Linked DNA regions of Homo sapiens: region 1 is linked to region 2. Evidence: chromatin contacts called from ENCODE Hi-C or POLR2A ChIA-PET data. All regions are on one chromosome and are shown on one strand. Each heading gives the region's core, a stretch centred on a gene start or an enhancer-like site at or near the end of the contact. The rest is flanking DNA. Distances are from core to core; before and after follow the strand shown.

Evidence for each region. A loop is a pair of places that touch in the nucleus more often than their neighbours do. ChIA-PET counts read pairs that join two places held with the same protein, here RNA polymerase II (POLR2A). Pooled maps may share reads with other maps.
Region 1: a map with no recorded cell type shows a loop between it and region 2 (4-fold over the local background). The contact joins two enhancer-like sites. A Hi-C loop is called at or near these places in 1 of 168 maps with a recorded cell type or tissue (OCI-LY7), 12 of 37 single-sample maps with no recorded cell type and 9 of 50 pooled maps. POLR2A ChIA-PET finds 5 or more read pairs at or near these places in 1 of 52 experiments (activated CD4-positive, alpha-beta T cell).

Annotation. Positions count from the first base shown.
Region 1 is chr2:25,554,807-25,559,804 of GRCh38, reverse strand. All of the region lies in intron 8 of DTNB (dystrobrevin beta), which reads left to right. Among named protein-coding and RNA genes, the nearest start is that of DTNB, 120 kb to the left of the region's middle. RefSeq lists an enhancer at 938-1,633. Within about 2 kb of position 1,349, at least 5 of the 41 ENCODE cell types and tissues checked have a DNase peak (open chromatin) inside an H3K27ac peak, as active enhancers do; they include OCI-LY7, where a contact is called at or near this core.
Region 2 is chr2:25,396,460-25,401,362 of GRCh38, reverse strand. All of the region lies in intron 16 of DTNB (dystrobrevin beta), which reads left to right. Among named protein-coding and RNA genes, the nearest start is that of DTNB-AS1, 22 kb to the left of the region's middle. Within about 2 kb of position 1,667, at least 5 of the 41 ENCODE cell types and tissues checked have a DNase peak (open chromatin) inside an H3K27ac peak, as active enhancers do; they include OCI-LY7, where a contact is called at or near this core.

The DNA.
Region 1 (4,998 bases), core at 100-2,599, 160 kb before region 2:
TATATGAAAATACATTTGATTGCATTTTGGGCCCAACCAGGTAATCCAGGGTAAATGCTTCCTCTCCCATCTAGATTCTTAAGTTAATTTTGTCATAGAAGGTAATATTCACTCTTCTGCCATATAAGGTAATGCAGGTTCCAGAGATTAGGATGTGGACATATCTTTTGGGGGGCCGTCATTCATCCCACTACGATCAGTGCATTGGAAAGATCAACTGTAAATGTTGAAATCAACAAGAATTATGACAGTAGTAATGTTGGACTCCGCGAAGGAGGGACAACTTGGGTTTTGGTCTGATTATACGACATTCAAAATCGGAGTTTTAAGGAAAAGGGAAAATGATCTGAGAGTGGCAGTGTGGTTCTAGGAGGACTTCTCCTCCACCTGGAGGTCTAGTTGTTTGAGGGGTGTGAGAAAGAAAGCAGCTGCCACTTGAAATGGCTGCAGGGAAGCTGAGCCTTCAGGGAATGCCAGGTTTCCTCCTAGAGCCGTAGGTGAAAGCAACATTCAGAGAAGAGGTTGATGCGTAAGCCTCGGACAGAGGAGGGATTTTGCCGATGCTGGACTATGAAGACAAGGAGAAGGGTTTTGAGAGTTGAGGATTGGGGTCGCGTGAGGGGATGTACTGAGCCTCACAGGAATAAAAACCAGGTGAGAGTCTTGGATTTCTTATTTTTAAAAAGTATAACCTGATATAAAGGTCGTGCTGGAATTAACCCCAGATAGGCAGATCATGGCACTGTGGCAATGTGTTAGTTGAGAGGGTGTTGGTTGCCAGGAACATGCAGGGCTCTGGGTTCATCTTTTTACTCTTGTTGATGGTGTTATGGAGGCCTGGGGAGAAGTGCTCTGAAACTCTCCCATTCGACAGCTGACTTAGAGCTAAAGTGACTGCTTCGTTGACCAGAGGCCTCCCTTTGAAATTCTGGACTTTCTAGAGCCCCCCAAGGGTTAGGGGGAATAGTCTGGGATATCCTGATAACCTTTATCCGCATTTTCAGTAGGTTGCTTGGGATGTTTTAGATATTGCTCCTTTCAATCATCTGAACGTTGCCCAATTCTACTGTGTTGTTTGCATGCACGATTTATTCATAAAACCACTTACAGCTGCAAAAATGCTAAGTTTAAAACGAGAACATTCAAAATGGACCCAGCTGTTTAAAAAGATGGATGCGATCAAATAAAGAATTGGTGTGTAGTTTATGAAACAATAAGGCATTTTTTCAACTGTAGCCTGATTATTCTTAGAGCGATGACAAGGAGGTTTTTCCATTACAAAGAAGTGTATGACTTAGCTTAAACCAAGCAGTTCTTCAAATGAGCAATTTCCTGTGGCAGTCATCACTTAGCCACAGCCCTTTTGTCAACTTTAGATCTTTTTTTTGTTCTTGCAGATGGCCACCAGAGCTGCACTGGAGAGTGCATCTTCTGCTTCCATGTGTGGGAAGATCACTGTGTTCTCTGTGACCCAGTAGTGTGAATTGCTTATCTGTTTCTGCATTAACTCAAATTTATCAGTGATTATTGCCTGAATACCTCATGCTTTCTGAGATCTACAGGTACAGATTTAGGGTTGAACTCTTTCTCTAAATAAATTTAATCCATGTGTGTTATATGTTGTATATCTTCATTTAGTGACTACGAAATGTCTAGCTATGAAATGTGCATGTTAATTACTCATTAAGCCTTTGGATCGCCTTTGATGAGCCAGATCCTGTGCTCCCCGGCATTCTCTTGCACACCTTCTTTCTGAATGTTTTCTCACAGTTCCGGCTTTTACATGCCCCTCACTCCACCCCAGACGCTAATAAATTTCTGCAGTTCTTAGTTCCAGCTCGTTCTTCTTGTTTAGGTTAAGACTCCTACATTCAGAGATCTCATGGACATTTCTGTCTTGAAGTCTCACTGGTTCTTCTGTCAATATGTGGTTCTAATAATTTTTCAGTTCCTTTTCTTGGACTTCCAAGTAGATAATTACATCATCTGTAGGAAGCAGCAACTGAATCACTTTCTGATAGTTTTACCCCTGTCTCAATTTTTTACCTCTTTGTGTTAGTAAGAACTTCTAATTTGTGGGGAAGCAGTGCTTCCCAGAATTCCCTGGAAAGAATCACCTGGGCTGTTTGTTAAATATACAAAGTCCCAGGCCTTCACCCTTGGGAATATTAGTAGGTCTGGGTTGAGGCTGAGGAATCTGCTTTGTTTTATTTTTTAAACAAAGGCCCTGGACATTTTTTATCTTGAGAAAACTTTGGAAAACACTGTTTTAGAGCAGTGCTAAATAATAGTTGTGATAGTCTTTTGTTGCTGCTTTTAGTGTGTCTGTACCATGTGTGATGTCAGTGGACTGCTGGCTCTCCTCCTATTTTGACCTGTGGTAGCACTTGTGACAGCTTTGGAACTGTGATGTGTCCGGTGTAGCGATACAATGGGCTGTCTAAACAGGGCAGCGAGCTTTCTGTCCTGGTATTCATTCAGTGACATCTCAGTTCCAGGCCCTGGAGAGTGCCACCATACACAGAAGCACATGGGAAGACCTCTTAGTCTTCCAACTCTCATACTCCCTCTAACTCCAGTCTGCCTTTCTTGGGATCCTGGCTGCCTGTGGATCTACTTCCATAGTATTTGTGTGCTCTGCTTTTTTTGGTTTTAGCTGACTAGAACTTTTGTTTACCTAAACCTGAAATATTGGTCACACTCCTTCCTACTTCAGTTCTGCCATGGAACCCATTACTGCATTTGAGTGCCAGAGAACTGTCTGCTGTCTGTATTCGAGAAGCAACTTCTAATACAAAGATGACTTATAACACATGAAAGTTTTTTCTTACAGAGTAATGTTTTGAAAGCTTTTACAGTTATGTCTTTGGTCTGAGACTCTTATTTATGTCTTCCACTCACAGGCAGCACTATGACAGTGTTAAACTATTTGCAGTTGCCTAATACACTATATTTTCTTAGTTTTATGTTTTTGAATCTGCGATTCTAGTTTCCTTTATCTCCTCTTCTCCCCATCCTCCCAGCTTTCCCTTACCAACCTCTGTATATCCTTTAATTAGCTCAGGTATCACTACTTTTTCTGATTCTCCGAGTGGTTTGATGTGTCTCTTCATGGCCCGCTATATCACACTGAATACCTCTTTTAAAGCACTTTTCACACTGTTATAATCATCTTCATAGAATCTGCTTATTTGTCTATATATTTCATTAGATTGTAAGTCCTCAGTTTATTTTCAGCCTTTGCATCCCAATTACCTGCTACACATAATCAACGTTTATTGAAGAACTTTATGAAAGTTGGCATTTTCCACTTGTTCCAGTTTTAAATTACTTTCGATTTTGGAAATGTTCATTTTATGCCCAGCCAACTTGCAAAAAATGTAGGAGATTGATAATATTCAGTTTTGGCAAGGGTGTACAGAGGAGAACTCTTGAAGATTCTTGGTAGGAGTATGAATAGATAAATGCAGGTGACAGAATTTAAATGCATGTAACCTTTGACCTAACAGTTCCTCATATAGGAATTCTCCCAGAAAAAACACTTGTACCAAGTATACTAGGATTTTTGTAGGAGAGTATCATAGAGTATCATGGCAGCGTTATTTGTGATGGCAAAAAAAAAAAAAAAAAAAAAGAGAGATGGCCAAAACACCAAAACATCCATTAGTAGTGAAATGATTAAGTTTATTATGGTATGTACTTACTATGGGATTCTGTGTGGTAGTCATAATAAGTGAAATAGATCTGGAAAGATCTATTTTATTTTATTTATTTTTATATTTTTTGAGACTTAATCTCACTCTGTTGCTCAAGCTGGAGCGCAATGGCACAATCTGAGCTCACTGGAACCTCCGCCTCCTGGGTTCAAGTGATTCTCCTGCCTTAGCCTCCCAAGTAGCTGGGATTACAGGCACACGCCACCATGCCCTGCTAATTCTTTTTTGTATTTTTAGTAGAGATGGGGTTTCACCATGTTGGCCAGGCTGGTCTTGAATTCCTGATCTCAGGTGATCCACCTGCCTCAGCCTCCCAAAGGACTGGGATTACAGGAGTGAGCCACTGTACCCAGCCAGGAAAGATCTATTTCATATTAAATAGGTAGTCATAATAAGTGGAATCGATGTGGAAAGAGGTTCATATTGAATGAGAAAAGCAAGTTACATAGCAGTATATATAATGATCTCAGTTTTGTAAGAATAGATTTGATTTTGTGTGTGTTTATTATTTTTCTTATTTATGCATAGGAAATTGTCTAGAATAGTATGCAAAGGAAAAAAGCCCTGTTTATCAAGTTATGCTATTTAAATTACTTGATTTTTTTCAATGATGTGTAATATTCAGTATTCATTTAATTTGTCTTCCTCTGGAATGTCTGAGTTATCCTTTTTTGAACTAGCAAGTAATATATAATTTCTTATTATGAAATATATCAAGCATATAGAAAAGACTTTATTGGCTTTTTAACATTTTGCTGGATTTGCTTCAGACCTTTTTGTTTTTTTTTTTTTTTTTTGGAGACGGAGTCTTGCTCTGTCGCCCAGGCTGGAGTGCAGTGGCCCGATCTTCGTTCACTGCAAGCTCCGCCTCCTGGGTTCATGTCATTCTCCTGCCTCAGCCTCCCAGGTAGCTGGGACTACAGGCACCCGCCACCACACCCAGCTAATTTATTTTTAGTAGAGACAGGGTTTCATCGTGTTAGCCAGGATGGTCTCGATCTCCTGACTTCGTGATCCGCCCACCTCGGCCTCCCAAAGTGCTGGGATTACAGGCATGAGCCACTGTACCTCGCCCAGATCTTTTTTTAAAAAAAAGAAAGAAAACATTACAGAGAAATTTGAAGCTCTCCATATCCTCCAAACCCATTTTCCTCCTTCCTCAGAGATAACCTCTATTTTAAATTTGGTGTTTAGTATTTTCATTTATATTTTTGTTTTTTATTACTCATATGTATGTGACCATTCATAATTTATGGTGTTGTATCTCATGTTTTTAAACTTC
Region 2 (4,903 bases), core at 418-2,917:
GGCTCCAACAAGAGATTGTTTTTATACATAAGAGATTTTCATAATCCCTGTATTCTCCTTTCTCACATTTCCTTACTGGGAATGAAATTGACTGTCCCCTGGAAAATCACGGTTAGTGTCAGTCATCAGAAGTCTTGACTGATCCATGTTCCTTTTAGTCTCAGAAACATTGTGCTGTGATCCCAATATGCTTAGTTTTCCGCCAGCAGTTTGAGGCAATTAGCAGACCCAGGGACCAGTCCTAGCCTGTCTACTGATTTTGTGTGTGACCTTGTGACCTCTCTTGACCTCAGCCTCCTCAAATGAAAAATGAATGTTGGACTAAAACAAGCTAGTTTGCTGGGGTCATGAACCCTCTGATTTTGTAATTTCTGAACACTTTTCTTGGAACATGATGCAGAGCTTTCTCGGGTTCTCAGGGTCTTTGCTGATTTGAAAATGAAGAGCCAGCAGTCTAGAGAGCTTATCAGATTGTAATGTTTCACTGGCTCTACATTTGCAACAGAATTGTTTCCAACTGTTATACAAGGGACCTCTGTATTGAGAGAACCTGAGTCACAGGGCATTTATTGTGTTTAGTTATTGGTTAGACCCATGATTGGCCTGTGCTGGACTCAAGCCTTTGTTACAGCTTGTACTACAACAAGATTCCACTCCTTATATCAGGAAACCTTAAAACACTGAGTAGCACATTGCAGAGCTTCCCTTGCTTCTCCAGGCGAATTGCCCTCTCCTGGCAGCTGAAACCCAGAGGCACAAGAGTCTTTTGTGCCTATCATTGGACAACATATCCCCATCCTTGGAGCCACCTGACTAGTTGCTCTACCTTTGCAGATTTCTAGGTGTTTCTCAGGTTTCCTGTAATCTCAGGGTGCCAACTGTGATGCCTCCCCCTCCCCAAGTCTCCCACTGTGCCGCGTATTCTAGACTGGTTCGCGTTGAGCGGAGTGTTCAGCAGTCTCCATGGAGAAGGGCCTGCCTCTCTGAACATAAAGCCCATCTGTGCTTTTGAGACGAGGTGCATTTGCACAGTGCGGTGCTCCATCTTGATTTTTAGTGTGTTCTGTCTGGCCTGTGCCTATCAAGTAAACAGAAGGAACAAACTCCAGCCAGATTCAGAGGTGATTGTCAGCATGTCAGGAATGTTGCTGTGCACAGAAGGTTTCTCAGACTGCATGTGCGCCACACACTCCAGTTTGTACTTATTTAGTTAGAAGGACCTTATTTCAGACTCTTTCCTGAGATAGTTCCATCTTATACAGAGTATCCTGCTCCCTACACCTCCTCATCAGCATCATCTGTACAAGGCCTACGTGGCCAGCAGCTGTGGTACGGACTCCACTTGTGAGAAAGGAAAGTTAGAAGCAGAATATGCCATGACGTGACCGAGATGCTGCTGGGACCCCAGAAGAGCATTCCTCACTGACAGAATGGTCAGAACTGAAGCAAAGTGTTGGTTCTTGCCATGTCTGAGACGAGGTTAACTTAGCGAAGATCATAGGTCACAGAATTTTATATCTGAAAAATACAGTTTTTATCCCAGACAAGTGATATCCCACTTGTCTGATTCATTAGCAGCGAGTCACTAGGCCTAGCCCACATTGAAGGGGAGGAGACTCCACCCGGATATGAATGCAGGGGAGGGTCCCTTGGGGCCATCTCAGAGGTCTGGTGACCACATTTGCTTATCTAGTTAAAGTATCTCACATAAAGATTCACTGGTTGGCTGGGCCCAGCACTCCTGTAATCACAGCACTTTGGGAGGCTGAGGTGGGCAGATCACATGAGAACAGGAGTTCAAGACCAGCCTGGCCAACATGGCAAAACTCCATCTCTACTAAAAATACAAAAATTAGCCAGATGTGGTGGTGCATGTCTGTAATCCCAGCTACTCAGGAAGCTGAGGCACGAGAATCACTTGAACCCAGGAGGTGGAGGTTGCAGTGAGCCAAGATCACACCACTGTGCTCTAGCCTGGGAAACAGCAAGATCCTGTCTAAAAAAAAAAAAAAGGTCAGGGGCGATGGCTCACGCCTGTAATCCCAGCACTTTGGGAAGCCAAGCGAGGCAGGTGGATCATGAGGCCAAGAGATTGAGACTATCCTGGCCAACATGGTGAAACCCCATCTCTACTAAAAATACAAAAATTAGCTGGGCATGGTGGTGCACGCCTGTAGTCCCAGCTACTCAGGAGGCTGAGGCAGGAGAATCATTTGAACCCAGGAGGCAGAGGTTGCAGTGAGCCGAGATCGCGCCACTGCACTCCAGCCTGGTGACAGAGAGATTCCGTCTCAAAAAAGAAAAGATTCACTGACGACTGATAGATGTATTACTTCCTGGAGATTACTACCTGCTCCAGCACTTTTCCTGCTCTTTTCCACTTTTCATTACAGAAGAAAAAGGGCCAAAAATGTGATGCACTTCATTGTCATTTAACAAGTATTTATTAAGAATTTACCTGTGCTGAGCACAGGGATTCAGAGGATGGAATTTAAGAAGTGAGATAGTGCTGTGATGGAGACACACAAGATTCCGTGGGAGTATCTCAGAAAGACATTGTCTCATCCTAGAGGAGATAGTAGTGAGACTGATGCCCAGGGGACCAGCAGGAGCCAATCAGACAGCATGGGGGAGAGTAGTGCTCCCAGCAGAGGGAGTGGCAAGAGAGAGCAGAGTCCCATCAACAGAGTCAAGTGTGGATGGGCCCACACTTTTGCTTTTTTGTCAAAACCACCAAGGAACAGAGTTGGTTGACATCCCTTGCGTGATGTATATCTCATCCAAGATCGGCTCCGGTCTCCAGGCTTCCTGAACCCTTAGCCTCAGGCCTGGCGAAAGCCCATGCATATTGGTGAGCTATCACTTGTGCCTCTGACCCACCCAGGATTGCAAACTGGTATTACCCTACACAAACCAGAATTCACGGAGGGCCCTGACAGCTCTGTCCTGGCTTCATTTTCATCCAGTGTGATCCTAACGCCAAGGGCTGGGGCATAAGACCCATGGAGAAATAACACCTGCCCAGGAGTCGTAGCTTTTCTCTTTCAACTGCTCTGAACAAACACAACTTCTAGAATCTGGTTTTTATCTTCCTCAGAAGGCATGCCCTAGGTAATGATCCCAGGAAGAGGGTCTGATTATTTCCAGGCTGATGGTGGGCAGGAGGTTTCACTTCCAGATACTAGAGCTTTAGACACATGTGGCTGGCCACCCTGCCTACCCCTCTTGTCTCATCCCCCATCATCATTTCAATATCAAAGTATTTGCAAAGGTTCAGTGTCATGCTGTTATGAAGCAGCCTGGATGTTCACCTGGGTCCTATGACTCTGATGTGCGGTCCTCAGGCCATGGTGCCTGGCCCAGATCATGCAGAGGGAGATTCCTGAGTCCTCGCCATATGTTTAATGCTGGCTGGGCCATCTGTCTTACAGTGAAGTGTGTTAGCATTTCAGAGGTCATTCTTTTTTTTTTTTTTTTTTTTTTTTGAGACAGTCTTGCTCTGTCACCCAGGCTGGAGGGCAGTGGCAGGATTTTGGCTCACTGCAAGCTCCACCTCCTGGGTTCAAGCGATTCTCCTGCGTCAGCCTTCTGAGTAGCTGGGATTATAGGCATGCGCCACCATGCCCAGCTAATTTTTGTATGTTTAGTAGAGACAGGGTTTCGCCATGTTGGCCAGGCTGGTCTCAAACTCCTCACCTTAGGTGATGCACCTACCTCGGCCTCCCAAAGTGCTGGGATTACAGGCATGAGCCACCGGGCCCGGCCCATTTTTGTTCTTTAAGTGGATTTAATTTCCATCTTGAGTTCCTACGCTGTCTGAACTGGTCACTTAATCTAGGCATTTCCAGGCAAACTCGAAACCAGCCCTCAGAGATTCTTATCCTGCTTCCTGTGCCCTGAGATTTGCCTATTCTGGACATTTTATATAAATGGGATCATACGATATGTGGTCTTCTGTGACTGGCTTCTGTGACTGGCTTCTTGCACGTAGCATACTGTTTTCTTTCTTTTTTTTTTTTTTTTTTGAGACAGAGTCTCTTTCTGTCATCCAGGCTGGAGTGCAGTGGCGCTATCTCAGCTCACTGCAGCCTCTGCCTCCCAGATTCAAGCAATTCTTCTCCCTTGGCCTCCTGAATTGATGGACATTTGAATTGTTTTTACTTTTTGGCTATGTCGAATAACGCTGCTATGAACATTTGGGTTCAGATTTTTGTGTGGACATGTTTTCATGTCTCATGGATATATACCTAGGAATGGAATTGCTGCCAGTCTGTCCAAAGCAGCTGCACTATTTTACTTTTTTTTGGGTGGGGGAGGTGGGGGTGTGGGGGTGGTATTTGGTCTTTATTCCGTAGATGGCTTAAAGAAATTCAGTTATCTAAAATCTCAGGACAAATTTATCCCTTTTATCTTATATTCAATTCAGAAATTGTTGAGATTTTCCTAGAATCACAGTCTGCAAATACATGACAGTGAAGGATTGGAAGGTGGTAATAGGAAAAGTAGCTGGGGAGACAAAACAGTGCCCAGACTGAGGTTTTAATGTTAGGAAAAAAGAACATTAATGATACTGCAGAATGGTCACAAGAGCTATCCCTAGCACCAGTCTTTTTTTTTTTTTTTTTTTTTTTAGTTCCTTTTATTAATTTCAATAGGTTTTGGGGGAACATGGCGGGAGGGGCAGATTTGGTTACATGGATAAGTTCTTTAGTGATTTCTGAGGTTTTGGTGCCCCCGTCACCCAAGCAGTGTACACTGTACCCAATGTGTAGTCTTTTATCCCTCACCCCCCTCCCACCCTTTCCCTCAAGTCCCAAAAGTCCAGTGTATCATTCTTTTTTTTTTTCCTCCTGAGACAGTGTCTTGCTCTGTTGCCTAGGCTGGAGTGCAGTGACACAATCTC